Linked DNA regions of Homo sapiens: regions 1, 2 and 4 are each linked to region 3. Evidence: read pairs that join two places in POLR2A ChIA-PET (ENCODE). Cell type or tissue: HepG2. All regions are shown on one strand. Each heading gives the region's core, and the rest is flanking DNA. Links, peaks and the distances in the headings are about the cores only.

What was found. ChIA-PET counts read pairs that join two places held together with the same protein. Peaks named below come from ENCODE experiments on the same cell type or tissue, not always from the same donor. Only the 100,000 strongest peaks of a DNase experiment are listed, where the experiment ranks them.
Region 1: POLR2A ChIA-PET joins it to region 3 with 23 read pairs; 5 of 35 experiments call an interaction of 5 or more read pairs at or near these places.
Region 2: POLR2A ChIA-PET joins it to region 3 with 13 read pairs; 2 of 35 experiments call an interaction of 5 or more read pairs at or near these places.
Region 4: POLR2A ChIA-PET joins it to region 3 with 11 read pairs; 3 of 35 experiments call an interaction of 5 or more read pairs at or near these places.

The regions. Positions count from the first base shown.
Region 1 is chr6:11,363,456-11,371,054 of GRCh38, reverse strand. It overlaps a transcript of NEDD9 not described here. Among named protein-coding and RNA genes, the nearest start is that of NEDD9, 130 kb to the right of the region's middle. RefSeq lists enhancers at 1-319, 320-821 and a silencer at 5,645-5,939. In HepG2, for the core only: no CTCF peak of the experiment used is centred there; DNase peaks (open chromatin) are centred at 3,194 and 5,844.
Region 2 is chr6:11,215,320-11,222,846 of GRCh38, reverse strand. The region is part of intron 1 of NEDD9 (neural precursor cell expressed, developmentally down-regulated 9); the gene reads left to right. LOC124901256 (a long non-coding RNA gene) reads left to right here. Exons shown (of 2, transcript XR_007059449.1): 2 at 2,858-2,986. Among named protein-coding and RNA genes, the nearest start is that of NEDD9, 14 kb to the left of the region's middle. In HepG2, for the core only: a CTCF peak has its summit at 3,824; DNase peaks (open chromatin) are centred at 3,886, 4,753 and 5,296; H3K4me3 peaks cover 2,414 bases.
Region 3 is chr6:11,294,926-11,302,524 of GRCh38, reverse strand. LOC105374925 (a long non-coding RNA gene) reads right to left here. Exons shown (of 6, transcript XR_001743967.2): 1 at 3,512-7,599. It also overlaps a transcript of NEDD9 not described here. Among named protein-coding and RNA genes, the nearest start is that of NEDD9, 66 kb to the right of the region's middle. RefSeq lists an enhancer at 3,179-3,936. In HepG2, for the core only: no CTCF peak of the experiment used is centred there; DNase peaks (open chromatin) are centred at 3,184, 3,664 and 5,294; H3K4me3 peaks cover 599 bases.
Region 4 is chr6:11,389,186-11,396,784 of GRCh38, reverse strand. LOC105374927 (a long non-coding RNA gene) reads left to right here and starts at 1,923. Exons shown (of 2, transcript XR_926477.3): 1 at 1,923-2,390; 2 at 3,727-4,910. RefSeq lists a silencer at 1,660-1,872. In HepG2, for the core only: no CTCF peak of the experiment used is centred there; DNase peaks (open chromatin) are centred at 2,924, 3,604 and 4,094.

The DNA of each region.
Region 1 (7,599 bases), core at 1,272-6,271, 68 kb before region 3:
GCCCAACACCGGACGTTTGCACTGACAGTCCCTCTGCCTGGAAGGACCTTCTGGGAGATCCCTGCCAGGCTCCGTCCCCTTCCTCATTCAGCTCTGGGCCACAAGTCACCCAATCCGCCAGCCCTCCCTCACATGCCATGCAAAATGGCCACGGGGTCACCTCTGTCACCCTCCCCGTTGTCACCTGTCCTCAACACCACCCGACGCCGTGCAGACTGACGTACTGGCTTATGGTCTGTTTCTGCCTCTGAACCGTTGGCTCCGTGGGTGGGTGAAGGACGTTATTTTGTCCCCTGCTGTGTTCTTGGCACATGGGAGGTGCTGGAGGGACATCTGCTGAAGGAACGAGTGAGTGAGCCAGTGAGTGGATCATCCAGTGAGCGTGAGGGACGGGTGCTACCAGGCAGGGAAAGAAGCTCTCTGTAAGCAGGGAAGCCTGCTCAGAAGTGAAGCTGGTATGGCCCTTGCAAAACGGGAAGGACACAGAAAAGCATGAGGAGATTGTGAGGGGAAGAAAAGGCGGCTTGAGGAGAGCCTTGTGCACCTAGTGGGTCGGTGAGGGAACCATTTGGACTGGAATGCAGGTCTTGGGAGGACAGGGGTGGGAGCCGTCCTCCAGCCGTGTGTGCGTGCTGTAGGCAAAGGCAGACTTTTCCTCAGGAAAGCAAATTTGGATCCGCTCCAGCATTTGAATAACAGCCTGATTGAAAAACAAAGCTCTACTCTACATAGCAGAGCAAAGAATGGTTTTGGTCAGAGCATTTTTCAAAGACAATGTTCCTCACTTCTTGCTTCAGCATAGGAAAACGTCAGCAGAGCTTCGGTGCAGCGTTTTACTCTAAGCAGGCCTGTGATTCAGGGGCTGGCCTCCTTGGGTTCCCACAAGCATGATTTAGCAGAGAGATGTGTCTATTTCATCATTAAACGAAATGTTCCTTAGGGAAAAGACTCTTTATATACCTCAGTTGACATCCCTAATGATATTCCCTGAATACCCAGTTAGAGAAGTGTTAGCCTCTTCTATGTCATACTTTCTATCTGCTGAGTAATTTCTTTCTTAATTGCACAGAAGAGCCACTTGGCCCAACACTCCCTATTTGAGTTCGACCTAGCAGAGATTTCTTTCTTTTGAGGCTATGTGAAATGCAGTTGAGCATGATATTGAAAACATGAACACAATCCAAAAGTCCATCAGTAGGGTCCTTATTACAATTTGGCAATCCACACTTTGGAATACTGTGCTACTGGTGAAAAAGAAGAAAGAGGATATACACAAAGATATGAAAAGATGTGAATCAAATACAAAGCAACAAATGCAAAAGAACATACAGTACAAGCCCATTTTTATCTATCTCATTGTAGAATAAAAGTCTAGCAAAATATAGACTCCCAAATATTTTTAAATGTTTTGGGATTGGGTTTATAAGACAGGTTCACTTTCTGCAGTAGACATTGTCTGTCTTTAGATATTTAAAAATGAGTTTACGTTGCTTTGTGATTGAAAACTGGCTCAAATTTTAAAAACTCTGTGTGTGTACACGTGCACAATCACTCATGCATGCCAGGTTGTGTAGTACACAGGAGCAATGGTTGGAGAAATGGGGAGTTCCTAATAAAATTTAACAGTAGGAATGTGTTTTTAAGATTATTTTACTTAAAAATAATAATTCTTCTCCCCTCGTCAGGCTTATCTTTTGACCATTTTTGTTTTGGCTTGTTTTCTTGTTTTGTTAATTTGTTAATAAATAATTGATAAAAATAAATGGCAAAGCAAAAAAAAAGTTCTAAGCAATGTAAGAAAGTCATGGCATACTCTCTAAGGAGATTCTTTCTCTGCAGCATGGGAACATTCACAAAGCAACTATCAAGCAACATAAGTTGGGGAAATGATCATCAGGGTTCAGGAAATGGACAGATTCAAGAAGGTTGGAGTGCTTAAGAGAGAACCAACTGCCTGAGTTCAAATCCAACCTGTACCACCCACCTGCCATGTGCTATTGAGCAAATTACTTTACTTTTCTGTTTCTCTGTTTCTCATCTGCACAAAGGAGGTAATAAGAGCCCTACCTCACCGGTGGTTTTGAAGGTTTTATGAGTCAATGGATGATTTTGAATGTTACATGAGTCAACACACACACAGCACCTAAAGTGGTATCTGACACATTAAGTGCTCAATACATATTAGCTAGTGGGAGGAAGAGGAGGAGAGGGAATGAGTTTTCATAAAAGAGAAGGGATGTAAAGAATGAGTAGGGTTTGACAGAAAAAAGAATTCCAGAAGATCAAGAAAAAAACAAAACCCAAAGGCTTATAGGATACATGAAATGATCCAGTTAAATTCACCCCAACCTCTGTAAAGAAAGCCGAAATGATATTTCATGACTAGATGATAAACATAAGCAGATATGTACAAGCACTCAAATGAAATAGAAGGAGGGTTTTTTAAAGTTAGCTTTCCTTTATTATTCTGTAGACCCTTCTGTGTGTCAGTCATCAGTCAACAAATTCGTATGGAGCTACGTGGTGGTGTAGCTCCCACCAGCATGGAACTTTTTCCAAGTGGGTTTAAAGTTGGAAAACCATGGCGATCATTTGTTTTATTGTGTGTTGATTAGTAGCGTATCCAAGAGTTGTGGTAGTTACTTCGGTGTGACTCATTCAGGAATAGAAGAAAGATTCATTGTATTACTCTTAAAATATAAACAATTCTTAATTTTTCTGTGCTAATGAAGAACCACAGGAATAAATATAGTTGATAGATTAAATTATGTTTATTTTATTTTATCTGTAAATTAAGCAAATCTTCATTGTTTTGCCTTTTTGAAACTTTTCTCCATCTGTTTGGGTTTCTGGGTACCCCCCAGCCCTGGTGTCTTCTTCCCAGCTTGCAAACAGCCATCAGGGCCCAAGGGCAAGGGGAGAAGCCACTGAGGGCCAGACTGCGCACAGTAGCTTCCAAGCAGGCCCTGGGTAATTGAGTTGCTTGACCTTGGCAAGCACAGAACCAGCCTCATCCACGAAAACACGAAAAACACATGTGACTAGGTGCTGAGACTGATGCTTTTGATCACCAGCCCTGACCACACTGAAGAGCCCTTTTAAGAACCAAGGTCCAGTCTCATACAATCCCGAGAGTTCAGACAAAAAGGCCAAAATTCCATAGCTCTGCCGGACTTATTTGCAAGGGGTGCTGTGTAGAAGGTGCCGAAATGGCTAGTAGCTAGGTTTAAGCAATTACAGTCACTAGTTGGTTCAAAGGGATGCCATTCACTCCTGGAATCCTGCTGTCAATGATTGAGCTAGGGAGTTTGGTCTCCAGGGAAGAGTTAAACATTAGACAGGAACCATTACAAAACTTTCCACTAAAAATAAGTTCCTTGTAAGAGAAGTTGAGAGACTTGCTAATTGCAGCTTACTCTAAACCTAATGACAGTCTGTATCATTTGCAAAGAAAGCACAGGATGTGTGAATGATGGTGAGGGAAGTGGGGAGTCTTGGCAGATAGATCTGACTCTGATAGATGCAGTTGGTCCTCTAGACTAGTGATCCATTTTGGAGTAAACTGCATTGGGAGACTGATCAAATTTCCTTTCTCCAGGATTCTTACCAACAGTAAAGACTGATAAAACACATTTGTGCTGCTGTGTTTTTCAAAAGCTCGGCCATATAATAACTTTAACAGACTCCCTAAATTTCAAACATTTCCTTGATGTAGGATGATCACAATAGAAAGGAATGTTATTCTCATCCAGCCATCGGTAAGCTTTTGTCTTCCTTAATCCCAGAAACTAAATCACTGGCTACCTCAGAGGCTCTGACCTAAATCTTAATTGATGCCCACTGCACTTTCAGACCACTGTGTGTGATTTTAACCAGACAAACCAAGGAGGAAGGATTAATGAAGAAAGCCTAATATTTTGACCAATCATAGAGTCCACTGCAGTGCCCTTTCCATTTTAATTGAGCTTTATACGGTTCTCCTCTCGAGGTAACCCTCCTTTCTTAATGTTCAGTACAGCAAAAACTAATCTAGGTTTTCTTTTTAATGTTTGATTTATCTCTTCAATCTTGGTGCTAGGTAACAACATTGGATCAAAATATTAACAGCCAAGATTTAGATATTATTTTACAATTAACACAGCACATTGACTCATATTATTTCACTTTCACAGTGGTCCTGGGGCATGTTTATTGTATCTCCCACTCTACAGATAGTGAAACTGAGGAGATCACGGTGGGAAAGATGACGTAACTCACATGAAGTTGGGCAACTGATCAGATGACACAGCTAGGACTGAAGCCTGGGTCCCCTAAGTCATTTGCTTAGAGCTCATTCAATGACGAGGCAACTCCTTGCTGTGCATCCTTTCAGCACACGTTGTTGGTGTGAAGACGCTGGTTTTCATCAGACTAAAATGCATCTTACTTCAAGATAGGCAGTTTCTGTTTTGGTTTCCACCTCTCATACATTGCTTTTAAAGTGCCAACCTCTAATGGCTATCCCATGAGAAAATCTACTGTAAGTATGAAGTGACCCTTTGGTACTACCAGTTTTTCATCCTAAATCCCTTTTCTTTCTTCTTTCTTTTCCTTTCTCTCTTTCTTTCTTTTTTCTTTCTTTCTTCCTTTCTTTTTCTTTTTTCTTTCTTCTTTTATTTCTCTCTCTCTCTGTCTTGCTCCCCCTTTCTTTCTTTCTTCATTTCTTTCTTTCTTTCTCTCTGTCTTTCTCCTTTCTTTCTTTCTCTTTCTTTCTTTCTTTCCTTCCTTCCTTCCTTCCTTCCTTCTTTCTCAGACTCTCACTCTGTCACCCACGCACAATCTCGGCTCACTGCAACCTCTGCCTCCCAGGTTCAAGTGATTCTCCTGCTTCAGCCTGCTGAGTAGCTGGGGTTACAGGCACATGCCACCACACCCGGTTACTTTTTGTAGTTTTAATAGAGACTGGGTTTCACCTTGTTGGTCAGGCTGGTCTCAAACTCCTGACCTCATGATCTGCCCACCTTGGCCTCCCAAAGTGCTGGGATTACAGGTGTGAGCCACCACGCCCAGCCTCTTTCTTTTTTTGACTGTGTCTCTTGCTCTGTCACTCAGGCTGGAGTGCAGTAGCACAATCTCGGCTCACGGCAACCTCTGCCTCCTGGGCTCAAGTGATTCTCCAGCCTCAGCCCCCCGAGTAGTTGGGTCTACAGATGCATGCCATCACATCCACCTAATTTTTGTATTTTTAGTAGAGACAGGGTTTCACCATGTTGGCCAGGCTAGTCTTGAATTCCTGAGCTCAAAGTGATCCGCCCACCTCGGCCTCCCAAAGTGCTGGGATTACAGGCGTGAGCCACTGCGCCCGGCCCCATTTTATTTTCTTTCTTCTTTTTCTTGGCATTTGTTATGATCAAGCCTTTTTTTTAAGTACTGAATATCCATGGACTCCTTCCAGTTTTACCTCATCAAAATGTGCTTGCAGGGAAGGATTTGGTCTTGTTGATTTCAATTAATGTAACTCCAAGCCACCACTCTTCTGCTATTCACCTTTTAATCTATATTTCTTACTATACATAAGAAGCTTTGCTTCTCTACTTATTTCAAGGAGTGTAGGGTGAAGATGAGGTTTTTAAATCACGGTATCTTTCTTCAGTCCTTTCCTCCAAATTCTACACGTAGATGTACTGTGCTTCAGCCAACTTATCTCTAACTAGGACATTCAGATCTACTAACTAAGCTATGACTTATTATAGGCAGGCGGTCAGCAGGAAGAGCTGTTTTTTTTTGAAAGTAGGACAAGAATAGGTCTATGGAATGTTGGGGTCACTTGGTTTCCTCAATGGAAAGAAACGGGATGTTTCTGCATTAACTAGAACACTTGAAAGGTAGGGAGGGGTGAGGGTGATTGAGAAATGATTTCAACAAACAGAACATTAAGTACTCTGTTTGTCAGACAGCGTGTTCCCATCTGGGGGGTGAGTGGCAGAAAACATAGTCGCCATCATGAGAAGAGCTCCCCTAAATCTGCCCACCCACCTCCAACTCTTGCTCCAGTCAGTTTTTCTGAATGCCCAGCCTGCTACACTGACCCTCACCGCTCTTACCCCGGTGCCAGGGTGAGAGAGGCCAGGGATCAGGTAAGGAAAGAGGAGAGGAAATGCAGAGGCTCCATTTGGCTTATAAAGGAACTGTACCATAATAGTTATTATTGTTTAAAAAAATAGCATGACATCCATTCTATTTCTCTCCCTCTTCTTCAAAGATATTTCAGCCTCAGGGACTTTCTGCTTGTTAGTGGGATGGCGAAAAATGCATGATAGATTTCTAGTTAGTAGGTAGAAGGGACGGGAGATTACATCCTAATACAGTAGAGTAACTATGTTTTATTGAGCACTTAATATGTACTGAGTGAACACACCTGCTTTGATTCACAACCACTTAATGAGGGAACTTTGGAGCCTCCTTAAGGGTTACAAGCAAAAGCTGTGGAGTCAGCTTGCCTGGGTTCAAATCCTAGTTGTGCCATGTACCTGCTGTGTGGCCTTGGTATAGTTACTTAACCTCTCCATGAATCAGCTTCCTCACCTTAAAATGGAGATAATTATAATGTCACACACCTTTGGGGGGAATTCCCAAGGCCACCCCCAGGTTCAATGACTCATTAGGAGGACCCACAGGATTCATCATAGAGACATGCCCACAGCTAAGTTCTATTACCTCAAAGACAAATCAGAATCAGCAAAGGGGAAAGCAACAGAAGAAACCAGACATGAGCTACCAAGAGTCCTCTCCTAGGGGAGTCACACAGGACATACTTAACTCCTCCAGCAACGAGTTATGACAGGTATGAAATGTTGTCTACTAGGGAAGCTCAGTAGATACTTAGTGCCAGAGTTTTGATTTGGAGCTGGTCACTTAGACACCCTCTGTCTGGCATGTACACAAATTCCAGACTCCCAGAAGGAAAGCAGGTGTTCAGCATAAACCATGTTGTTTGCACACACAGTTAAGTCACAGTGAGCCACTCATATCACGGACCAGCAGGAACCCCTCACATGTTCCCAGATGCCAGCCAAGGGCCAGCCTTGCAAGCAGGATTGAGACAGCAGTCTCAGACCTGCTATGTGAACTCTTTACTGCTTGCTACCTTTTGATTGTTGTGAGATTACATAAGGTAATATATATATCTGTTGCTTACAACAGTGCCTAATTTGTGGGAAGCCCTACAGATTTTTTTAGCCCTTACTATTATGCAGAAAAAAAAATACTCAGGTTTAGAATGACTACACAGTCAAAATGGAACAAACTGGAATCTGAATTCACATATCCCCAAAAAAGGTTCATGCATCTATTCACATCACCCTAACATGAGCAAAGTAGCATCCTTCTTCAAACCGTAACTGGGGATGTTGTTGGTGGGTCCCTCCCTTTTCAGGTTCAGAGAAGATGGAGCCTTTCATTCCAGTTGTGTTCTGAAGACAGAGCTTCTTGGAGCTATAAGCACCATTAGGTTGCTTCTTTCTCAGGTTAAACCACTCAGAGTGCATTTATGGTCTGGTACTTAATGCCCCACATGAGCATATTTCAGACTTCCCCCCCATTCCATGAGGCTTGCTTTGT
Region 2 (7,527 bases), core at 1,213-6,212, 80 kb after region 3:
ACTGATATTGAGCTTAATGTAACAGGTCCTAACCAAAAAGCAACTTCCTCTTACAGGCCTAGCCCCAGTTTGTTTCAGTGAATACCACAAAATACTAAGAAGCGCAGAGTTTCATTCAAGTCAAATGTAAAACCCATCAAACCATCTCTAAGGCAACTTTAAAGTATTTCTCTGGCTTCTCTCTCTACAATATGTACCTCATCATGGAACATGCATTTAGAGCTGGGTCTTTAAGAAAGCTATTTTATTCTCATAAACTGGTGTATAACATGTGCGTGTAAGAGCTTGTCTCTCCACCTCGGCACTGAACAATTTCACAATGAAGGTTTTTTGTTCCCTTTGCTCCTGCCACCTTTTCCCTGTCTTCTAACTAAGAAGCTGCAGCTTCAAAAACTCTTCCTTGAGACAGCTTAGTGGCTGCATTGCTGACAGTGTATGACTGTAAACACCTCTCAGCCAAGTGTGTGAATCTGTTTTCTAAAACTCTCTGAGGACCTCACAAGTGAAGTAGATAATACCAATCAGGCACCAAATCCAGGTCAAGTGACATCTAAAAGAGTTCCAGGGAGGGTTGCATCCTATTTACATCAACTCGGTTCTGGCTGGGAGATGGACAACAGTTGCCAGGATGTGTATGCATTTGTATTGGTGGGTTTAGATATAACCTTGGGCTGCATAGCTTGGTGAAGGAAGATAAGATAGACAGGAATGGAAAAATAGGAACCTCTTTTTCTTCTTTCAAACACCTTATCAGATGTTATAACTTGTGCATTTTGACTTTGAGAAATGACATCATTTTTGGAAGTATATTGTAATATAGTAGATTGGGGTCTCCTACTCCATTAAAACTTAATTCTTATTTCTCTTCCCTGAGTACCTGGATGTTAGAGGGATTTGTCTAGACAGGCAGATAGATATGATCCAGTGCCAACACTGTAATGCTGGCTGAAATCCAGATGGTTGTTTTATTGTTAATAAAATCTATCTTGTGGGTGGGTGGGTGTCAGGCCTTCATCATTATATGGTGCCTGTCAGATTTATCTACAGACAGAACCCTGAAAACAGCTTGTGCCTGCCCCGCATTTTTGACCCCTTGCCAAGATACTGTACTGAAATCTATCAAAATCAGGCAACCTGGGACAAATGCTTCGAGATTCCAAGGCTTAATAGCAACAGTGCTGACTTCTAAGATGGAGAAGATTCTCAGGAAGGGCATCCTTGTCCGGTGGGGAAAAATTCTAGATTAAGAGGTGAACCAGATGCTAGCTCTGGCTCTGCCGCTAATCTGAGACCCTCTGGGCTGTAAAATAAGGAGATTGGGTTAGAATGGTTCCTTCTTACTCTGAAATTCTACTCTAATCAACTCTGGTCAAGGTATGGGTGACTTCTGGTTCTAATACCTATAAAAAACCTAGGTGTTCTTCCCCCTTCTTTTTTTCTTTTTCTTTTTCTTTTTTTTTTTTTATGACAGAGTCTCGCTCTGTCACCCAGGCTGGAGTGCAATGGCGTGATCTCAGCTCACTGCAACCTCCGCCTCCCAGGTTCAAGCAATTCTCCTGCCTCAGCCTCCCGAGTAACTGAAACTGCAGGTGCACACCTCCATGCCTGGCTAATTTTTTGTATTTTAGTAGAGACGGGGTTTCACCATGTTGCCCAGGCTGGTCGCAAACTCCTGAGCTCAGGCAATCTGCCCACCTCAGCCTCCCAAAGTGCTGGGATTACAGGTGTGAGCCACCGTGCGCGGCCTCCACCTTCTTTAAGATTCTCAGGAGTTGCTTCGGTAAACCCAAAGACCACAGATGAGTGAAAAAGAACTCAGCAGTCAAATTCATCTTCCACCGTGGGCCAGGAAATAATAGAAGTTGACTGTGACATTGCACGTATACACACATATATGCAAATCTGCCTACTAACTCTTTGCCCTAAGATTTTGTTGGTTACATAGTAAACAAATCCTAGCATATGAATGTGTCTGTCCAGCACGAACCCTAAATCAAGCAAGAATAGATGGCATTCATTCAAGTATGGGGAAGGAGAGGAACCCAGCTTTTGAGGAACCCCTTTGTAATTGCACAGCTATGCTGTCCATATCATGTTACCAAATCTGGTCAGAGAGAGATTTCTTTCTGAGATCCAAATATCCAAATTTGCAGTGAGCATCAGATCTTTTCACCAGTCCTCAAAAAGTAACTTCACTTTGGTATATGAGCCACCAAAATAGTGCTGGGTTCCAAATGATCCTTCATCAGACAGGATTGGCCAGTGTGGAAGAGATGTTAAGATTCCAAGCCCTGGATCTACAACCACACACAGGGCGCTGCCCCACAGCACATCCAGGGAGTATTAACAGCTTCTCTTGCCATGTCAAAGAGTACCTTCGGGAGGCAAGTATTTAATGTCACATTTCTCAAACCTTCTCCCACTCAGACATGCTCAAAAGAGAATGCTATAGCTAAAGTTCACAAAGCTGGAAAATCTAAGAAAACTTGAGGACTCGGGGCAAAGTGAATGACGTCAAGATTCGGCGGGGGGGTCCAAGATACTCCTATAAGCTTTGTAACTGTCATAGGGGTCTAGAAGAAGCACTTCCCAGAAAATAAAAATTACTGCCTGAAATGCAGTCTGGGTGCCACAGGAGGCCTTGTGGGAAATGTTGAACACCTCTCAGCAGTGGGCAGAAGGATGCCAGGGATTAGTGGGACAAAGTGGGGTCCTGCTTTTGCCTTTCTGTGAGCTCCATTCAGCTCACCTAGTGAAAAGTGTGTCAGAACACAGTCGACAAATAGTACTGGGAAAAAATTAGCATATCTTATATTATATCATAACTTATCATATCTTCTGTCTCCTGTATTGAAAGCTTCATGCCTGTGACTTCATAATCTCAAGAGGAACCAACTCAAAAAATTCGACATTCCAGATCTTCAGATGCAAGAACCTAAGTGTAAACCAAGTATTCTGAGAATTAAAATCCTGACACTTACAGATATCCATGTTTTCTGACTATGGCTGTTTCCTTCTCTGGGGAAAGCCCACATCCCCCTCTATCCCAAAGGTGATGGTGGGAAGGAAAGGAGAAATGTAGCCAAAATGGTTTGCAGTTCTCAGACCAAAGCCGGTTTTCGTCAGTATGCACAAAAGCACGTGAGCCTTTCTTTCTCTTCCCTGTTGTGCCCTGAGACTGACCTTGACAATGTTCATCCCTCAGCTGCCTGCCTTAGGACTGACTTCCTTGATGATGGCCATTTCCTTGAATGTGTCTGTTTCTCAGGGTCTGTCCTCTGCATGCATGCATTTGCGCATGCAGGCATGCAAACCCACAAGAGTCCAGGCTAAAGTTTTGGGGGATTGGGTACAGGAAAATCATGTCATTGAGAATGGGGCAACCCTGAGGCCATGGCAGGATCCCCTGCATGACAAATATAGAATGAAGTAAAAATAATCAGAGGAAGCCGGGCCATTGATGATGCTATCAGTCTTAGTGGGGTGATACACCAGACATTCTGTCTCATTTCTCTTCAAACGACCGCATGAGTGGTCATGGAAACTACAAGTCACACCTCTCCGTATTTGGAAAAGCAGATCGTTTCTCTGACATAGGAGTAATAAGCTTTCTTGACATTTTGATAGCAGTGAGGGAAGGGAAAAAAGGCAGGGAGGAGTTGGAGGTGGGGTGAGGGGTAGAAGCCGTCATGTGTCCTAGAGCTCTCTGTACCAGCGTTCTGGTCAACTGTACAGTATTTTCTTCCCACTCCTCAGGCATAGCTTGGGAACCAGGAACAGCAGAACCCAAGTGGTCTGGCAAAGTGTTTGAATGGTGCTCTGTCACCTAGTGCCAAAAGCAGATTGCTACACTGAAGGGAGAAAGGCTCTTAAAAGAGACCATTGTGTTTAATCTCACTGGGATGGTCAGTTCCTCTTGGCCTTCCTGTTTGCTCCGTAGTTGCGAACACTAGTTTCAGGGGGGTCAGGCTCCCGATCTGCGTCATTATCCTGTTTAAATAGGGAGGGGCAGGCCCTTTCCTGCTGTCTGTCTCCCATAGTCTCTGGCTGTGAGGCTTGAGTGACTTGGACATGACATTTCTCTTTCTGGTTCATTCATTTTCCCCACTTCCATCTGAAAATTCTAACCAAATGTCTTGCTGAATTCTCTAAGTACAACAATTTCACCCTCCCTGCAGACAATGAGGAAATCAGAGTCCAGAATCCATTTCAACTTAGCAAACATTTACTGAGTCTATATTTTGTTTCGGATACTGGGGTAAAGTTCTGGAAATGCAAAAGGAATTTGCATCTCTGAACTTAAGGAGTTCACAGTCTTGAACAGGGCAATCCAAGTTGTACTGTAAAGAAATAGTATGATCGAGAACTGGGAAAGGAAACAGCCTTTGAATAGATACCCATTCTGGTTAAATGGAAGATGGGTTTCGAGGGAGGAAGGAATTTAATGCAGGAAAGCCAATTGGGAAGCAATTTCTGTGCTACAGAAAAAAAAAAAAAAAAAGTTGCTGAAGACCTGAATGAAGGGTGGCAGTGAGGTGGAAAGCAGGGCCCCAGATGGGTTGCAGGTCATGAAGAGACACAGCAAACCTCTGCGGCTCTTACTGCACAGCTGTGTGCATGCTGTTAACCAAGCAAAGCAAAGCAGGAGAAAAAGGTGTTTGCACTTGCTTTTAGAGAGGAAGATGCCCATTAGACTGGATATAAGGGACTGGAATGCAGAAGAAATATCCAGCGAAGACTATGGCTTTAGGAATTATCTGTGTGTTCAGATGCCATCCTCCTGTAGAGCGTAAGCACATAGCTGAGAAGAGGAAAGTGCAAAGGACAAATCTCTTTGGAACATGATCACTTTAGGGATGGGAAAAAGATTTAGTCTCCAGTGGAGAATAAGGATGAGAGTGGTCAAGAGAAGACAGAGAACGAAAAAGTGGTATCGTGGAGGCCAGAAGAAGACAGTTTCAAGGAAGCTTGGGCTGGGGATCAAGGCTAGAGGCTGCTGCAATCAGGGTTCCCTCAGATAGGGCTCATGATCCTAAATGCTGATTTGCAATCCTGATTAGAGCCACAGCTTGTGTTGCACCTGTATTTCACTTGACTAAATTCTGTCCTAATTCTAGACCTGAAGACAAGAGGCCTGAATTCCTGTCTCAGCTCTAAGACTTTCTTGCCAGGTGAGCTGGCAAATCATTAACTTCTTGAGGCTCATTTTTTTCTTTTGTAAAGTGAAAGGGTTGGACGGTAATTGTTTAAAGTTCCTTCTGGCTTTCAAGTTCTGTGCCCTAACTGTTTTGGTGTTTTGCCAAGCTCTAGCTGCACTGCTAACTGCCAGCCTTTGGAGACTAACCATCCAAGTGAATATAGAGTTACATAGCTCTCTTATCTCTCCTTGATTTGTTTCTGTGTTGACCTTCCCTACCCTGGAGATAAATATCCAAGGGGGTGAGTGGGCAGGAGAAAGAGTACATCTTGAGTAGATTAAACTGCCTCTCTGGGGTTTTTCTAAGATAGCAGATCATCAGCTTCTGACTTTGTGGCTCAAGGAATCACACCTTTGCACTGAAGGAGAGGATCCCTCCACTTCCTTGCCAGAAGAATTCATTCTTGATTTTCCTATTACGACTGATGTGCACTTTTGAATGAGATGGTTTATGGTCCAGCTGAAATTCATTTGGCTGTTATGGTCTTACTGAAACCTTGCACCAACACCAAATCTTTTCGAAAGTCCAACTCCTGCCTCATGCCTTTTCCTACCTGCTGATGTATTATCTGTGTTGGAATCTGATGACATTTATCCATAATTTATCAAGTAGTATCATTATTAATATGTTGTCTCAGAAGTTCCCTTGAATGCAACCAATGGTTTCACTATTGCTGTTTGTAGGCAGATACTCAACAAGAGGTTGCAGTGACAAGAACTCATTCATAATTCAGAAATATACTGCTTTAAGATAACAGTTCTTCTGAAATGTAATCCTGAGCAAGATAAATATCAGATAGGTACAAAACATATATAATAGCATCATTGGAATAGGACCAAGCCTGGACTGCAAATGGAAAGGAGGCAAGGCGGGGAGGGAGCCTGAAGCCCAAGGGCCATCTAGCAAATTAAATAAAACATCACCATAGCTTACCAAAGACCGGGAAACTAAGGCCCAAAGGGATGCTGTTGCCTGGCAAAGTAACACAGCTAGAACCTAAGACCGCAAATATCCAATTTATTCCATAGACACAAAAAGAAGAACCGCTCCTCTTCAGAACTTTATCATATAATGGAACTGAGCCCAGTAACAAGGATGCTGCGTGGCTGAGCTAAGGTAGCTTAAAGTTCTGGAAAGAGGATTAAACTGAAAGAACGCAATTCTCTTTCCATCGCTGCCAATAGTGTGGTCTTGGGCAAATGATAAACTTCAAATCTATTTCCTCATCTGTGACACAAGGGCATTGTGTCCAGGTGATCTCTAAAGGTCCCTGGAGCCGTAAGCTTCGGTTTAGGAGAGTGGCTGGATGTAGACATTGGCTCTCTGTAGCTTGCGCAGATATTAAATAACTCATACTCCTGTTCGGCCAAGGCTGAGAATATGTATCGGTGTGTGAATAGGCTGGTGCCGGGGTCCTGGCTACTAACAGCACTGACAAGCTGTGCCTGAAACCTAATCTCTATGGGCACTGAGGAGGACTGCTGGGAAGTCCTGACAACCAGTCAGGAGGACTCACCTGCGGTGCCCACATTAGCCCAGACTGTGGGGCTCTGAGAGTTTCCCCCAAGAAGCAGCTCACAGGCCAGTGTAGAAACATTAGCCAGCTGCTCACCAGGTGGTAAGAAGGTTACTGGGGCAGGAGACAAAGAACGCCCAGGACGACTCTCGCACGGGGATTTCTATCTGCCTCTGATCAAGCATGCTCCGGTGCTCCACTTCAGTGCCTCATGGTGCTCTTGGAGTTGGAAGTGGCCCAATTCCGAATGCCTTGAGCTGATTTATGCTGATTAGATCTGTAGCCCTTTGCCTTTCTACTGTTTTCTGTTTCTCTTCTTTCCCTTCTTTGTAGCCAGTATAATTGCACAGCTACCAACCCTCAGCTCCCATACAACTAGCCCGACTCTGTTGCTTCTGATTTCATGTGGGGGCTTCCCGATTGCTGAATGGGCCCAGAAGAAAGGGACAGACAGAGGCCAGAGTGGTCAGCTATCTCCTCACTTAATAATCTCAGTACAGCTCTGGTGGAGTCATTTCCTGGAGGTCATTTTAGTAAAAGGACCAGAATCTTGTCCTCTGTAACTCTATGACTTCTCTTGTAAAATACAGAATACCCAAAAGATGGGAGAAGAGAAACAGAGACAATTTTAGGATTATGACACCATCCTTAAATGGTTCCATGAACAGGGGAAACTGCTGCCTGATTTTTTCTTTATGTATGTGAACTTTTCATTGTTAGATGAAACCCAGCGCCTCCTGGAATATTAACTACCCAGTGAAACCTTCCCCTGAAATATGCACTCCTCAGTTTCCCTTTAGCTTCCCTGGCCGC
Region 3 (7,599 bases), core at 1,216-6,215:
CTAGCCTCATAAAATGAGTTAGGGAGGATTCCCCTTTTTTCTATTGATTGAAATAGTTTCAGAAGGAATGGTACCAGCTCCTCTTTGTACCTCTGGTAGAATTCAGCTGTGAATCTGTCTGGTCCTGGACTTTTTTTGGTTGGTAGGCTATTAATTATTGCCTCAATTTCAGAGCCTGTTATTGGTCAATCCAGAGATTCAATTTCTTCCTGGTTTAGTCTTGAGAGAGTGTATGTGTCCAGGAATTTATCCATTTCTTCTAGATTTTCTAGTTTATTTGCATAGAGGTGTTTATAGTATTCTCTGATGGTAGTTTGCATTTCTGTGGGATCAGTGGTGATATCCCCTTTATCATTTTTTATTGCATCTATTTGATTCTTCTCTCTTTTCTTTTTTATTGGTCTTGCTAGCAGTCTATCTATTTTGTTGATCTTTTTAAAAAAACAGCTCCTGGATTCATTGATTTTTTGAAGGGTTTTTTGTGTCTCTCTCTCCTTCAGTTCTGCTCTGATCTTTGTTATTTCTTGCCTTCTGCTAGCTGTTGAATTTGTTTGCTCTTGCTTCTCTAGTTCTTTTAATTGTGATGTTAGAGTGTCGATTTTAGATCTTTCCTGCTTTCTCTTGTATGCATTTAGTGCTATAAATTTCCCTCTACACACTGCTCTAAATGTATCCCAGAGATTCTGGTGTGTTGCATCTTTTTTCTCATTGGTTTCAAAGAACATCTTTATTTCTGCCTTCATTTCGTTACTTACCCAGTAGTCATTCAGGAGCATGTTGTTCAGTTTCCATGTAGTTGTGTGGTTTTGAGTGGGTTTATTAATCCTGAGTTCTAATTTGATTGCACTGTAGTCAGGGAGAGTTTGTTGTGGTTTCTGTTCTTTTACATTTGCTGAGGAGTGCTTTACTTCCAACTAAGTGGTCAATTTTAGAATAAGTGCAATGTGGTGCTGAGAAGAATGTATATTCTGTTGATTTGGGGTGGAGAGTTCTGTAGATGTCTATTAGGTCTACTTGGTGCAGAGCTGAGTTCAAGCCCTCGATATCCTTGTTAACCTTCTGTCTCATTGATCTGTCTAATACTGACAGTGGGGTTTTAAAGTCTCCCATTATTATTGTGTGGGAGTCTAAGTCTCTTTGTAGATCTCTAAGGACTTGCTTTATGAATCTGGTTGCTCCTGTATTGGGTGCATATATATTTAGGATAGTTAGCTCTTCTTGGTGAATTGATCCCCTTACCATTATGTGGTGGCCTTCTTTGTCTCTTTTGATCTTTGTTGGTTTAAAGTCTGTTTTATCAGAGACTAGGATTGTAACCCCTGCTTTTTTTTGCTTTCCATTTGTTTGGTAGATCTTCCTCCATCCCTTTATTTTGAGCCTATGTGCGTCTTTGCACATGAAATGGGTCTCCTGAATACAGCACACCCATGGGTCTTGACTCTTTATCCAATTTGCCAGTCCGTGACTTTTAACTGGGGCATTTAGCCCATTTTCACTTAAGATTAATATTGTTATGTGTGAATTTGATCCTGTCATTTTGATGTTAGCTCATTATTTTGCCTGTTAATTGATGCAGTTTCTTCATAGCATCAATGGTCTTTACAATTTGGCATGTTTTTGCAGTGGCTAGTACCAGTTATTCCTTTCCATGCTTAGTGCTTCCTTCAGGAGCTCTTCTTATAAGGCAGGCCTGGTAGTGACAAAATCTCTCAGCATTTGCTTGTCTATAAAGGATTTTATTTCTCCTTCACTTATGAAGCTTAGTTTGGCTGGATATGAGATTCTGGGTTGAAAATTCTTTTCTTTAAGAATGTTGAATATTGGCCCCCACTCTCTTCTGGCTTGTAGGGTTTCTGCCAACAGATCCGCTGTTAGTCTGATGGGCTTCCCTTTGTGGGTAACCCGACCTTTCTCTCTGGCTGCCCTTAACATTTTTTCTTTCATTTCAACCTTGGTGAATCTGACAATTATGTGTCTTGGGGTTACTCTTCTTGAGGAGTATCTTTGTGGTGTTCTCTGTATTTCCTGAATTTGAATGTTGGCCTGCCTTGCTAGGTTGAGGAAGTTTTCCAGGATAATATCCTGAAGAGTGTTTTCCAACTTGATTCCATTCTTCCCGTCACTTTCAGGTACACCAATCAAACGTAGATTTGGTCTTTTCTTATAGTCTTATATTTCCTGGAGGCTTTGTTCATTTCCTTTTACTCTTTTTTTCTCTAAACTTCTCTTCTTGCTTTATTTCATTAATTTGATCTTCAATCACTGATATCCTTTCTTCCACTTGATCGAATAGGCTATTGAATCTTGTGCATGAGTCATGAAGTTCTCATGCCGTGGTTTTCAGCTCCATCAGGTCATTTAAGGTCTTCTCTACACTGTTTATTCTAGTTAGCCATTCATCTAATCTTTTTTCAAGGTTTTTAGCTTCCTTGCAATGGGTTAGAACATGCTCCTTTAGCTCAGAGAAGTTTGTTATCACAGACCTTCTGAAGCCAACTTCTGTCAACTCATCAAACTCATTCTCTGTCCCGTTTTGTTCCTTTGCTGGTGAGGGGCTGCAATCCTTTGGAGGAGAAGAGGCACTCTGTTTTTTTGGAATTTTCAGCTTTTCTGCTCTGGTTTCTCCCCATCTTTGTGGTTTTATCTACCTTTGGACTTTGACATTGGTGACCTACAGATGGAGTTTCGGTGTGGATGTCCTTTTTGTTGATGTTGATGCTATTCCTTTCCGTTTGTTAGTTTTCCTTCTTACAGACCCCTCAGCTTCAGGTCTGTTGGAGTTTGCTGGAGGTCTAATCCAGACCCTGTTTGCCTGGGTATCACCAGCGGAGGCTGCAGAACAGCAAATATTGCTGCCTGATCCTTCCTCTGGAAGCTTCGTCCCAGGGGGGCACTCACCTGTTTGAGGTGTCTGTTGGCCCCTACTGGGAAGTGTTTCCCAGTCAGGCTACACAGGGGTCAAGGACCCACTTGAGGAGGCAGTCTGTCCGTTCTTGGAGCTCAAATGCCATGCTGAGAGAACCGCTGCTCTCTTCAGAGTTGTCAGACAGGGACGTTTAAGTCTGCAGAAGCTGTCTGCTGCCTTTTGTTCTCCTATGCCCTGACCCCAGAGGTGGAATCTGTAGAAGTAGTAGGCCTTACTGAGCTGTGGTGGGCTCTGCCCAGTTTGTACTTCCTGGCCTCTTTGTTTTCACTGTGACACTTTGTTTACTCAAGCCTCAGCAATGGCAGATGCCCCTCCCCCCCTCAAGCTGCAGCGTTGCAGGTCGATCTCAGACTGCAGCGCTAGCAGTGAGCAAGGCTCTGTGGGCGTGGGACCCACTGAGCCGGCACAGGAGGGTATCTTCTTGTCTGCTGGTTGCTAAGACTGTGGGAAAAGCACAGTATTTGGTCAGGAGTGTACTGTTTCTCCAGGTACAGTCTGTCATGGCTTCCCTTGGCTAGGAAAGGGAAATACCCCAACCCCTTGCATTTCCCTGATGAGGCAATGCCCCACCCTGCTTCAGCTCACCCTCCATGGGCTGCATCCACTGTCCAACCGGTCCCAGTGAGATGAATCAGGTGCCTCAGTTGGAAATGCAGAAATCACCCATCTTCTGCATCAATCTTGCTGGGAGCTGCAGACTGGAGCTGTTCCTATTCGTCCATCTTGGACAATAGCCCGCTTACTGTGATGTTTTAAGGTCAAGGTAATGACCTCTTAACAATCCTCGCTAGTACTAGATTCTATGGCAAAAGTCTGTCACAGAACTGGATACTTCAGAGGCTTCCACCAAACCAAATTAGTAATCCAAACTGGAACAAACTATATTTATTTGTGAATTCTCAATCCATTCAATATAAATACCAATTTCTCTATGAATAGTGAAACAAAAAATGTCTCTCTTCTCATTTTTTATACCTACTCAGCCAACATTACTAAACTGAGACAAAAACAGAGAGATACAGGGAGATAAAACATTCCCTGAAGCAAGTCAGTATTTCATTCCAGCTGTAACTCTGCAATTAACATTAGTTCTATGGTATTTCCAATACATGCTGATTCTCAACTTTTGGAATTCTAAACCTAAAAACCATATAATTTCACCACCTCAATTTTTTAATTTGCTTTAGAATTATCTATGTTGAGTCAAAAGGGCCTTTGAGGTCTTTAATTTCATGACTTCTGGGTGATTTTTTCCCCCATTATTAAACTTTATTTTAACTTTTCATACACACAGATACACACACTCACACACACACATCACTTCACACTACGCATACATATATTCCTACTGCTCTTTTTCAGGTAGGATGCTGGTTAAAAATATGGACTGGGGCTGGGTGCAGTGGCTCATGCCTGTAATCCCAGCACTTTGGGAGGTCAAGGCGGGCAGATAAGTTGAGGTCAGGAGTTCGAGAGCAGCCTGACCAACAGAGTGAAACCCCATCTCTACTAAAAATAGAAAAATTAGCTGGGTGTAGTGGTGCGCACCTATAGTAACAGCTATTCAGAAGGCTGAGGCATGAGAATTGCTTGAACCCCAGAGGCAGAGGTTGCAGTGAGCTGTGATTGCACCACTGCACTCCAACCTAGGCGACAAAGCGAGACTCTGTCTCCAAAAAAAAAAAAAGAAAAGAAAAAAAAATACGGACTAGAAGCCATACTGCCTAGTTTGAATCCCAGTCTTGCCTCTATTGAGTAATAGGGCCTTGAACAAGTTATTAACCCTCTTTGTGCCTCAGTTTCTTCATCTACAATATGAGAATGAGAATAGTACCGACCTCAAAGGGTTTGTGATGATTAAACATGCATGTTGCTTAGAATTGTGTTTGGCACGTACTAAGCCCTCAAAAGAAGCTTCCTGAGTTTTATAGCACATAAAAAGTCAAGTCAGTGCAGCTAAAAGAAATCATTGAAGGGAGAAGATGAGAGACACAGAGCATAATGAAAGGCCTGGTGGGAGAATGAGCCTTGGGAATCTGGATGGGGCTAGACTTGGTCACTCACCTGAACTTCCTTAAGCTGTGATTTTTCTGGTTCCAGAGGTGACAATGAAGACACCATGAGTGAAGGCATGGACAGAAAAATTCACTGGGGAAGCCTGTGCTAAACTCATAAATACTCTTAAAAGTAAACCCCTTACAAGAAGCCTCAGCAAATAAAAGCAAGCCCTGAGGGAACTGCACTAATATCAGTGTGAGGAGGAAGGCGGAGAGGTCTCCTCACACCTGGAGAGCTGTCCCTGGCTGCAGAGAGGCTGGCACCCTGCAGCATTCTTTTCCCAGGATGGTTCTGTTTTATTTCATTTTCAAAGAGCTGGTAGTTAAACATTTACCATTGCTCCACTGAAGACAATAAAGAATAAAGGGGCTGGCTCAGAAAAAAATGAAAACCAAAAAAAAAAAAAAACAAAACAAATTAAACTGCAAAGCTTTTTCACCTTTGCATTAGGGCAGGAAGCCTGCAGCCAGGCATGGCATGTTATAGTTTATCTAAAGAAAAAAAGCCAAATCGGCTGGGCGTGGTGGCTCACGCCTATAATACCAGCACTTTGGGAGGCCGAGGTGGGTGGACCGCCTGAGGTCAGGAGTTCAAGACTAGCCTGGGCAAGATGGCGAAACCATGTCTCTACTAAAAATACAAAAATTAGCCGGGCATGGTGATGTGCACCTGTAATCCCAGCTACTCCGGAGGCTGAGGCAGGAGAATTGCTTGAACCCAGGAGGTGAAGGTTGCAGTGAGCTCAGATCACGCTACTGCACTCCAGCATGGGTGATAGAGCAAGACTTTGTCTCAAAAAAGAGAAAGAAAGAAAAGAAAGGAAGGAAGGAAGGAAGGAAGGAAGGAAGGAAGGAAGGAAGGGAAAGGAAAGGAAAGGAAAGGAAAGGAAGGAAGGAAAGGAAGGAAGGAAGGAAGAAAGAAAGGAAGGAAGGAAATTTTGCCATTCTTTCCCACTAAATGCAAGTTCACTGCAGTTCCAAGGTACTTATCCACACCGTGTATTTACATCTGCCTCAGGTTTGTAGTAAATGCTGTAAACAGAGAGATGTGATGAAGAGAGGTAATGCATATTCTTTATCACCTCTCTAAAAACATGATTATCCTGACCTATTGTAGGGAATATGAAAACACTATGTAGTGAGAATTACCATCCTGCTTCATTATACTTAAAAGAGAATTTAACCTGTTCAGATTTCTGAGTTGTTCCTTAAGTATAAAAGTGAAAGAATCAGGATCAAAACGAAGAACCTCTAAATCCGCCTATTGTATCTGCTTGGGCTGCCATGACAAGGTATCACAGAGTGGGGGCTTAAACAACAGAAATTTATTCTCTCACAGTTCTGGAGGCTGGAAGTCCAAGATAAGGTGTCTGCAGGGTTGATTTCTCCTGAAGCCTCTCTCCTTGACTTGTAGACCTTCATCTTCTCCCTGTGTGGTCTTCCCTCTGTGGGTGGCTGTGTCCTCATCTCCTCTTCTTATAAGGACTCCTGTCATATTGGATTAGGGCCCACCCATGTGACCTCATTTTAACTTAATTACTTCTGTGAAGACCCTATCTCTAAACACAGTCACATTTGGAGTTCCTTGGTGTTAAAGTTTCAACATGAATTTGGGGTGGGGGTCACAATTCAGTCCATCACACACCTAACGTGGGTGTAATGTGTCTACAGGAACAGTTTGATTGAGCAACACCACAGGTTGCATTCCCAGAGAAGCAAATTTTGAGATGGAGATTGGCATGCTGGAAGTTTGTGGAGAGTGCTCCTGGGAAACTGTCAAGGCAAGAGAGGAAGCAGGATTAGGCAGAGGAGGAAGCTGAAATCAGGATAAAGACCCCAGCAAGTCACAGAGGCCCTCCAAAGCTGGGATGTCCTTCCATGTTGTCTGAACTGAGGCAAGGTAGTTGGAAGTTTATGCCCCTTCCTAGACAGTCACTGTAAACAGGCCACCCGAGGGAGGAGGTGTGCTGTGCCTCAGCTGGGGACAATCTCAAGAGGGGACTCTGAAGCAAGCTGCTAGGTGCCAACCCTTCCATAGCTGACAGAATGATTGACTAAGCCTGAAGTGGGGTGTCAGGTCATGGACCCCAGTGTCCACTACAAATCTGAAATTTACTTTCCTCAAGTGAGTGGAAGGACTTACCATTATCTTCTTAAGAAATATCTCGCACCCTACAGAATGGGAGAAAATATTTGCAAACCATCCATCTGATAATGGGTTAACAGTCAGAAAAATAAAACGCACTCATACAATAATAACAATAAAACATAATCTGGCTAAATAAATGGGCAGAGAACCTGAAAAGACATTTGTCAAAAGAAGACATACAAATGGCCAAGAGGTACATACAAAGGTGTGCAATATCACTAATTGTATTAGTCTGTTCTCACACTGCTAATAAAGACCTACCCAAGACTGGGTAATTTATATAGAAAAAGAGGTTTAATGGACTCACCATTCCACATGGCCGGGGAGGCCTCACAGTCAATGCAGAAGGCAAAGGAGGAGCAAAGGCACGTCTTTCATGGCAGCAGGCAAGAGAGCTTGTGTAGTGGAACTGCCCTTTACAAAACCATCAGATCTTGTGAGACTTACTCACTGCCATAAGAACAGCA
Region 4 (7,599 bases), core at 1,728-6,727, 94 kb before region 3:
ATGGTATAATCCCTCCCTTATTTTAAGTCTCTGCCTAAATGTTGCATTATTAAGGAGGCATTCCCGGGGACCCCATAATGAATAGAAGGGTCTGCTCATGGCCACCCATCCTACCTACCCAGCATTATATTTTTCCAAAGCATTTCCTCCATCTAACATGTGAAATGTTTATTTCATTTATTCATTGTCTGTCTCTTCACTAGAATGTAAGTTTCATGAGGGCAGGGATTGGTGTGATTAGTTTATTGCTCTATCTCCAGCACACAGAACAGCACCAAGCATATAGTAAGCACTCAATAAATATTTGTTGAATAAAAAATGAATTAAAACAATGTGCATTGAATGTCTCCTATGTGTCGTGAACATATAAATAGGAGTTGAAAGTGTAGGAAACAATGGGATCTCACCTCAGGAATTGACAGGTGAGATTGAAACAGAAGGGGAATTGACAGGTGAGATTGAAACACAGTTTGGGGAAGGGAAAAAAAAAAGAGGACCCTGGAAGGGAGCATGAAAAGGAGTTGCTAGAGAGGTAGATAATAAACCAGGAGAAAATTGTAATGGAACACAGGGCAAGAGGGCAAGGTAGAGTTAAGAAGAAAAGGAATTGCTGGCTGGGCACGGTGGCTCACACCTGTAATCCTGGCACTTTGGGAGGCCGAGGTGGGTGGATTACCTGAGGTCAGCAGTTCAAGACAAGCCTGACCAACATGGTGAAACCCTGTCTCTACTAAAAATACAAAAAAATTAGCTAGACATGGTGGTGGGCGCTTGTAATCCTAGCTACTTGGGAGGCTGAGGTAGGAGAATCGCTTCAACCTAGATGGCAGAGGTTGCAGTGAGCCGAGATCACACCATTGCACTCCAGCCTGGGCAACGAGAGCAAAACTCCGTCTCAAAAAAAAAAGAAGAAAAGGAATTGCCAAGATAAGTGATGCTGCAGAAAGGTAAGGTAAGACAAAGAAATGGAAAGCACCCATTGGATCTAGAAAAGCATCTGGAGGACCTTAGTGGCTCCTAGGAACTGTGATAGTATTCCCTCCCCTAGGAAGCCTCTTTACATACCTTTTCCATAGTGCTTAATAATCAGAATGTGAGCAGACTGACCTGTCAGTTACCCAGCAAGTTGGACTGTAAGCTGCCCAAGGGCTTTGGGCAAGGGAATGGTATTTACTGGACAAATCTATGGGCTGGGTGCCTGCCAGGTAATTTGCATATACTAATATATTTGATTCTCACTGCAACCCAGTGAGATAGGTGTAATTTCCCACTTCACAGATGCAGAAATTGAGGTTCCACAAGGCTAAATAACTAATCCAAGATCTAACAACTACTAAGTAGCAATGCTGACCCTAAAACTTTGATCTTCCTGACTCTGTGCTTACTAGGGAGCGGGGTTGGGGGTGGGTAGTGTTTCTTCCCCTCCCTCCCAGGTCATCTGAAAGTCTCTTATTGAGGCAGCCATTGCTGGCTTCTTATCCAATAACTATCCTTTCTCCCTGCTAAGGATCCTGAATTGTGTTTCTGAATGGGGCATCTTTGTGCTTTGGGAAAGACTGAGCCTTTTATTTTTTAATTTTAATTTTAAATTTTACTTTACGTTCCAAGATACATGTGCAGAATGTGCAGGTTTGTTACACAGGTATACATTTGTCATGGTGGTTTGCTGCACCTATCAACCTGTCATCTAGGTTTTAAGCCCCACGTGCATTAGGTATTTGTCCTAATGCTCTCCCTCCCCTTGCCCCCCCACCCACCGAGAGGCCCTGGTGTGTGTTGTTCCCCTCCTTGTGTCCATGTGTTCTCATTGTTCAACTCCCACTTATGAGCGAGAACATGTGGTGTTTGGTTTTCTGTTCCTGTGTTAGTTTGCTGAGAATGATGACTTCCAGCTTCATCCATGTCCCTGCAAAGGACATGAACTCATTCCTTTTTATGGCTGCAGACTGAGCCTTTTCTTAACCCCAGGAGGTAAAATGTGACGGTCCTAAACCATTTAGGACCATTTCATTTGCTTTGTTGTTGACTGGCTTAGGAACAGGCTTGGGATGCAATTCTGCCTCTAAGACTTGTGGATATGTCTGCTGGAGAGTGAGCCTTGGAGGAAGAGTTTTTCTAGGAAAGGAATCATCTCTCAAAAAGAAGCATAGAGATCCGAAGAGCAGTGAGCCTTTCTTTTGGGTTTTTTAATTTATTTTCATTTAGATGTGGTTGGGAATGCACCGCCTAGAGCTATTGCAGACAGTTTGCAATCATGAGGGAACCAAGAACTTCAGACCAAAGCTGATATGAAGACTTCTATGGAACTGTTGAATTAACCAATGCTGGACCCACCCTACCCCCTGGATTCTTGCTTGATGAGGCAGCAAATATCTATTGTTCAACCCAGTGTAAGTTGTATTTTTACATTATTTGGAGCAAAAATATCCAATCTGTGTAGTCTCCCAGACCATGTCTGTTTTTACTCACCAGTTTATTCCAGCTCTGAACAGAGTGCTTATTGCTCAAAAAATATGTTTTGATGGGCAGCAGGAAGACTGTTATTTAAAAAAAGTAAAAATGAATGAATTTGGTTAATTATTATAAAGTGTAGGAGGCTGAGGACACAATCATTTTTAGAGAATCTTCTCTAAAAGTGCAACAGGAAGAGAAAATGTAGCATACCACAAAGACAAGTTCCTCCCAGTGCTCTGCCGGCATAGTGCCACTGAGGGCATTATGTGCTATGACCCCTATGGATCAGATGGCCGTTCACTCCCATGTAATTAATTAAAATTGAAATCAGCTTTTGTCCCCGATTACTGAGGCTCAAACTAAAAACAGCCCAGAATGTATTCTCAGTCAGGAGGTGGCTGTGTTGGAGATTTGTGTTGGCATCTCTGAGCTGTGACCACAGCACACATTTTTGTGGGAAATATCGGATGACACTTTTCCAGCAGCATTCTTCCATTAGGAAGGTTGGTGGGGGTGGTGGCAGGGCTCAATGGATCCAAGAGACCTTTTCTTCTTCTGAAACTCGTTTAGACTCGTTCTTCCCCAGTTAATGAGGCCATTTTGTGCCCCTTTCAGAGCTAATGTAGCTGGAGAAACCAAAGGGTGCGAAATTTAGAAACATCAGAGTCCCCTTCCCAAAGCCTCATTTTGCAAGGCCCTATGTGGTTTGTGGGAGCAACTTGAGGTCCTGGTTACTGATAAAAATTATATAATTTTAGAACTTTTCATAAGCCAATGTGGCCTCCTTGTTAAAGAACAGCAATTAGAGCCTTGAAGTACTGAATGCAATTACCTAAACTGTTTTCCAAATGCCCATATTCAGTCTTGGTTCTCGGGACTGATGTCTTCCTCCCCTTTGGCCCCTTCTCACGCTCATTCATTCAGCTACATCATTCTAGCTGTGGTACCCCGATATGGCTCAGCTTCAGTATATGCAGGGGTGAGCCAGGAAGAAAATTCCAGTCCAGGATTCGGAGAAAAGTCTCTCTGTGCCTACCCTGCCCGTGGTGCTATGCTGAGGGAGGTGACCATGAGTGATTTCGTACGTGCAGATTGTCACGTTTGACCCTATGATCCTGGCTGATGAAACCAGGAAATGGCAGTTGTCTTTGAAGACAGCCATCAGCAAACTGGCTGGCAGCCAGGGAGATAACACAGTGGGAATCTCTACACGATAAGGGTTGCCTAGTGCCCTGCAGTGAACAATGAACTATATCAGATATTTTCTTTTAGGGAACTTGAAAATGACACAGAGAGAAATGCAAGTGGCAATAGGATCCAGAAACCGAGAGACTCATGGAAAGGAGGCAGCCGGTGGAAGCAGGAGACAGCAGAAGCCAAGCCAAACAGCAAAAGAAGGAAATTGAAAGGAGCCAGAAGGGGTCATCTGAGAGATGTCAAGAGTGGCAGCAGAAACAGACAGGCACCTCCTGTGCCAATGCCTGCTTTTGAGAGATCAAGATCATGGTATCTGTAGACTGAGAACAAAGTGTGAGACTCAGAACTAAGTCCATTCAAGCTCTGCATTTCTTTGTTATGTCCCTTTCATCAGTAATTTCCATTAGTTCCTTACATCTCTTTCATCATGAATTTCCACCAGAGAATCTAATTGCATCAGACTCGCTGAAAAAGTTTAACTAATAGATCCAATATTTACCAGCCTGTGATCTTGGGTAAGTCACGTATCCTGCACGAACATGAGTTGTTTCATCTCTATGTGTGATAGGCAAAATAATAGCCCTAAACATGTCCACATCCTAATTCTCAGAATTTGAGACTATGTTACCTTACATGGCAAAAGGGATTTTGCAGATATGATTAAGTTACAACATTGAGATAGGGTCCTATGTTATACATGTGGGCCCAGTCTAATCATATGGGTTCTTAAAATCAGGGAGAGATTTTCCCAGCTGTGGTCAAGGAGAGATGTGATGAGGGAAGAATGGTCAGAGAGATGCTGCACTACTGGCTTTCAAGATAGAGGAAGGGGCCGTGAACCAAGGAATGTGGATGGCCTCTAGAAGCTGGAAAAAGGCAAGGAAGCAGATTCTTCCCAACCTAAAGAGGAGGAACACAGCCTGCCAAACACCCCAGCTTTAGCCCTGTTAAACCTGTGTTAAACTTTTAACCTATAGAACTGTAATATAACAGATTTGTGTTGTTTTAAGCTGTTAAGTTTGCAGTAACTTGTTACAGCAGCAATAGAAAACTAATACATTCTGATGGCTAACACTACATATGCATGGGAAAATGTCTAAAAGAATGTATTCTCCAATGTAACATTGGTTTTGTCATCTTTTCAAATTATTTCTTTTTTCTGGTTTCAATAACGACTGTGTGTTATTTGTGTAATAAAGAAATGATGGAAATGTTAAAGAATAAGTAATATGTACTAAATAAAGTTAGATGACCTCTAAGGCTCCACCTAACTGTGGCATTATCTGAGCAATCCAGCTGGTGGCTTAATTGCCAATCCATATCCTGTTTCTTCTTGGATGCCATAGACAGGTCTTAACTCCTCCACAAAGGAACCAGAAAGAGCAATTTCAAATCACTCCTGGTGTCTTTATTTTCCATATCTCAGATACAAATATGTATTCACCCGTATATGATATCAGTGTGTTTCTACATTTTTATGTGTCCTTTTATTTATTTTTTTTACAAATTATAATCAGATATAATTATAGGGTGCACAGTGATGTTATGGTGTATGTATACAACGAGGAATGTTGGAATCAAGCTAATTAACATATCCATCCCCTTAAATACTTATCATTTATTCCTCTTGTCTAACTTTCTACCCCTTTACCACCACCTCCCCATTCCCTGACCTCCAGCCTCTGGTATTTTTACATTATTTGGAGCAAAAATCATTTTACCATCATTTTGCTCTCTATTAGTTAAATTATTCTAGATTCCACATATGAGTGAGAGCAGGCAGTATTTGTCTTTCTGTGCCTGGCTTATTTCACTTAGCATAATGTCTTCCATATCCATCCCTGTTGTTGCAAATTATAGGATTTCTTTCTTTTTAAGGCTAAATTGTATTCCATTGTGTGTATATACCACATTTTCTTTATCCATTCGTTCACTGATGGACACAGGAAAATTTCCTATTTTAGCTATTATAAACAGTGCTGCAGTAAACATGGGAGTACAGATATCTCTTCAACATAATTTCAAGTCCTTAGGATATATATATCCCGAAGTGGAACTGCGGCATCTATATGGAATTTTTAAAAGATTTCATTGGCCGGGCGTGATGGCTCAAGCCTGTAGTCCCAGCACTTTGGGAAGCCAAGCCGGGTGGATCACGAGGTCAGGAGTTCAAGACCATCCTGGCTAATATGGTGAAACCCCATCTCTACTAAAAAATACAAAAAAATTAGCCGGGCATGGTGGCTTGCACCTGTAATCCCAGCTACTCGGGAGTCTGAGGCAGGAGAATCACTTGAACTGGGAGGCGGAGGTTGCAGTGAGCAGAGATCATGCCACTGCACTCCAGCCTGGCAACAGAGCAAGATTCTGCAAGATTCTGTCTCAAAAAAAAAAAAAAGAAAGAAAAAAAAAAAAAGAAAAGATTTCATTGGTTGGTAAGTAATGATACATAATACATACATATTTGGTAAATAACAAATACAACAAATATGTGTTGTCGTGTAGTCTTGAGGTCATTCAGATGATGTATGTTTTGTAAAGTCTTCGTGGGTTCTGGTATGGTGCATTATGACAGATCTCAAAATTGTGTTGCTAGAGCTCAAGATTAAAAAGGACATTTTAGAGAGTTTGTGGCCAAAACAAGGCTTGCCTATCATTACAGTCTCCCAGCAGTCTCATCTAAAGTCTAAAAAAGCTCATTCACAATCCACTCAGTGTCAACAGGTGAGGGCTACTAGCTGATACTAGAGTTATCAATACCGATGATAGGCACAGCAAATGGAACCGTGCAGCTCATTAGAAGATACTTACGAACCACTTAAACTTAAGAACTTGGCTTTAGTGAGTTAAAAATGCAGAGTATGCCCTGCAAAACCAGTTTCCACTTGAGCAAGAATTTGTTAGTTCTTATCACAGCCAACCATCTTCCGGAATTTGAATGGCCCTAAACCTAATTTGGCGTTTTGGACAGGACAATAGGTACTTGCGTGACATGGTTGGGGAATAACGCACAGCTGTTTCCCATTTAGGTCACTTTGATCTATGACTGAGCCAAATACCTGGGCCTGTCCCCAGCCAAACTACACCCCAGAGGAATGAAGGAAATAGAGCAGAATTTTAGGAGCAGGGATCTCAGTACTTTTTTAATCAAGTTTTTATTCATCAAATATTTGTTGGATGCTGTAGAAGTGTTCTCAAACATTCATGTCCGTAAGATTTGCCTAGGACAGTCCCACGACCAAGACAAACAGAATTTGCAGTTGAGTCACAGAGCCTGGGAATCTACATTTAACCAGCCTCATAGGTGATTCTGATAAGAGACCTCCATGGACTACTTTGTAAAATGTTTAGTTTGGTCTCCAGAATGAATAAACAACAGTTCCCTGCCCTCTGGAGCCTCAAAGTCCAGGGAATGGAGATACACTATTGTGACATTATGTGATTAATAGAGGGCCTGGTGACAGTGAAGGAGGAAAGGAAGACTCTGTCCAGGGGATACCAAGGGGTTGCCAGAAAGACAAGGAGAAAGGGCATTCTAGGCAGGGGAACAGCCTTTACATGCCATAACCATGAGAAATTATGGAATAGGAGGGGACCGAGAGCAGCCTCAATGTTTAATAAATTAGCAGACTCAGGTATTTCTTTATAGCAACACAAATGGACTGAGACAAATGGAAGTATGGGACGAGAAGGCTGGCCCCTGGTTTAAATGGGATGAACTTATCCAGAGAAAGCAGGAGCATGAACATGTGTGGGGCCCAAGGGTGAATCACAGTTTGATGTGATGGGAAGGTGAAGGGCACTGCAGAGGTGGACAAGGCAGGAGAGAATGTAAAGAGAAGAGTGGACTGCCATTCACCAGCACAGTCATTTCAATTCTATTTTGTAGGCAACAGGAAGTTGGCAAAAGTCTTTAAGCAGAAAGTGAACATGAGAAGATATGAAGTT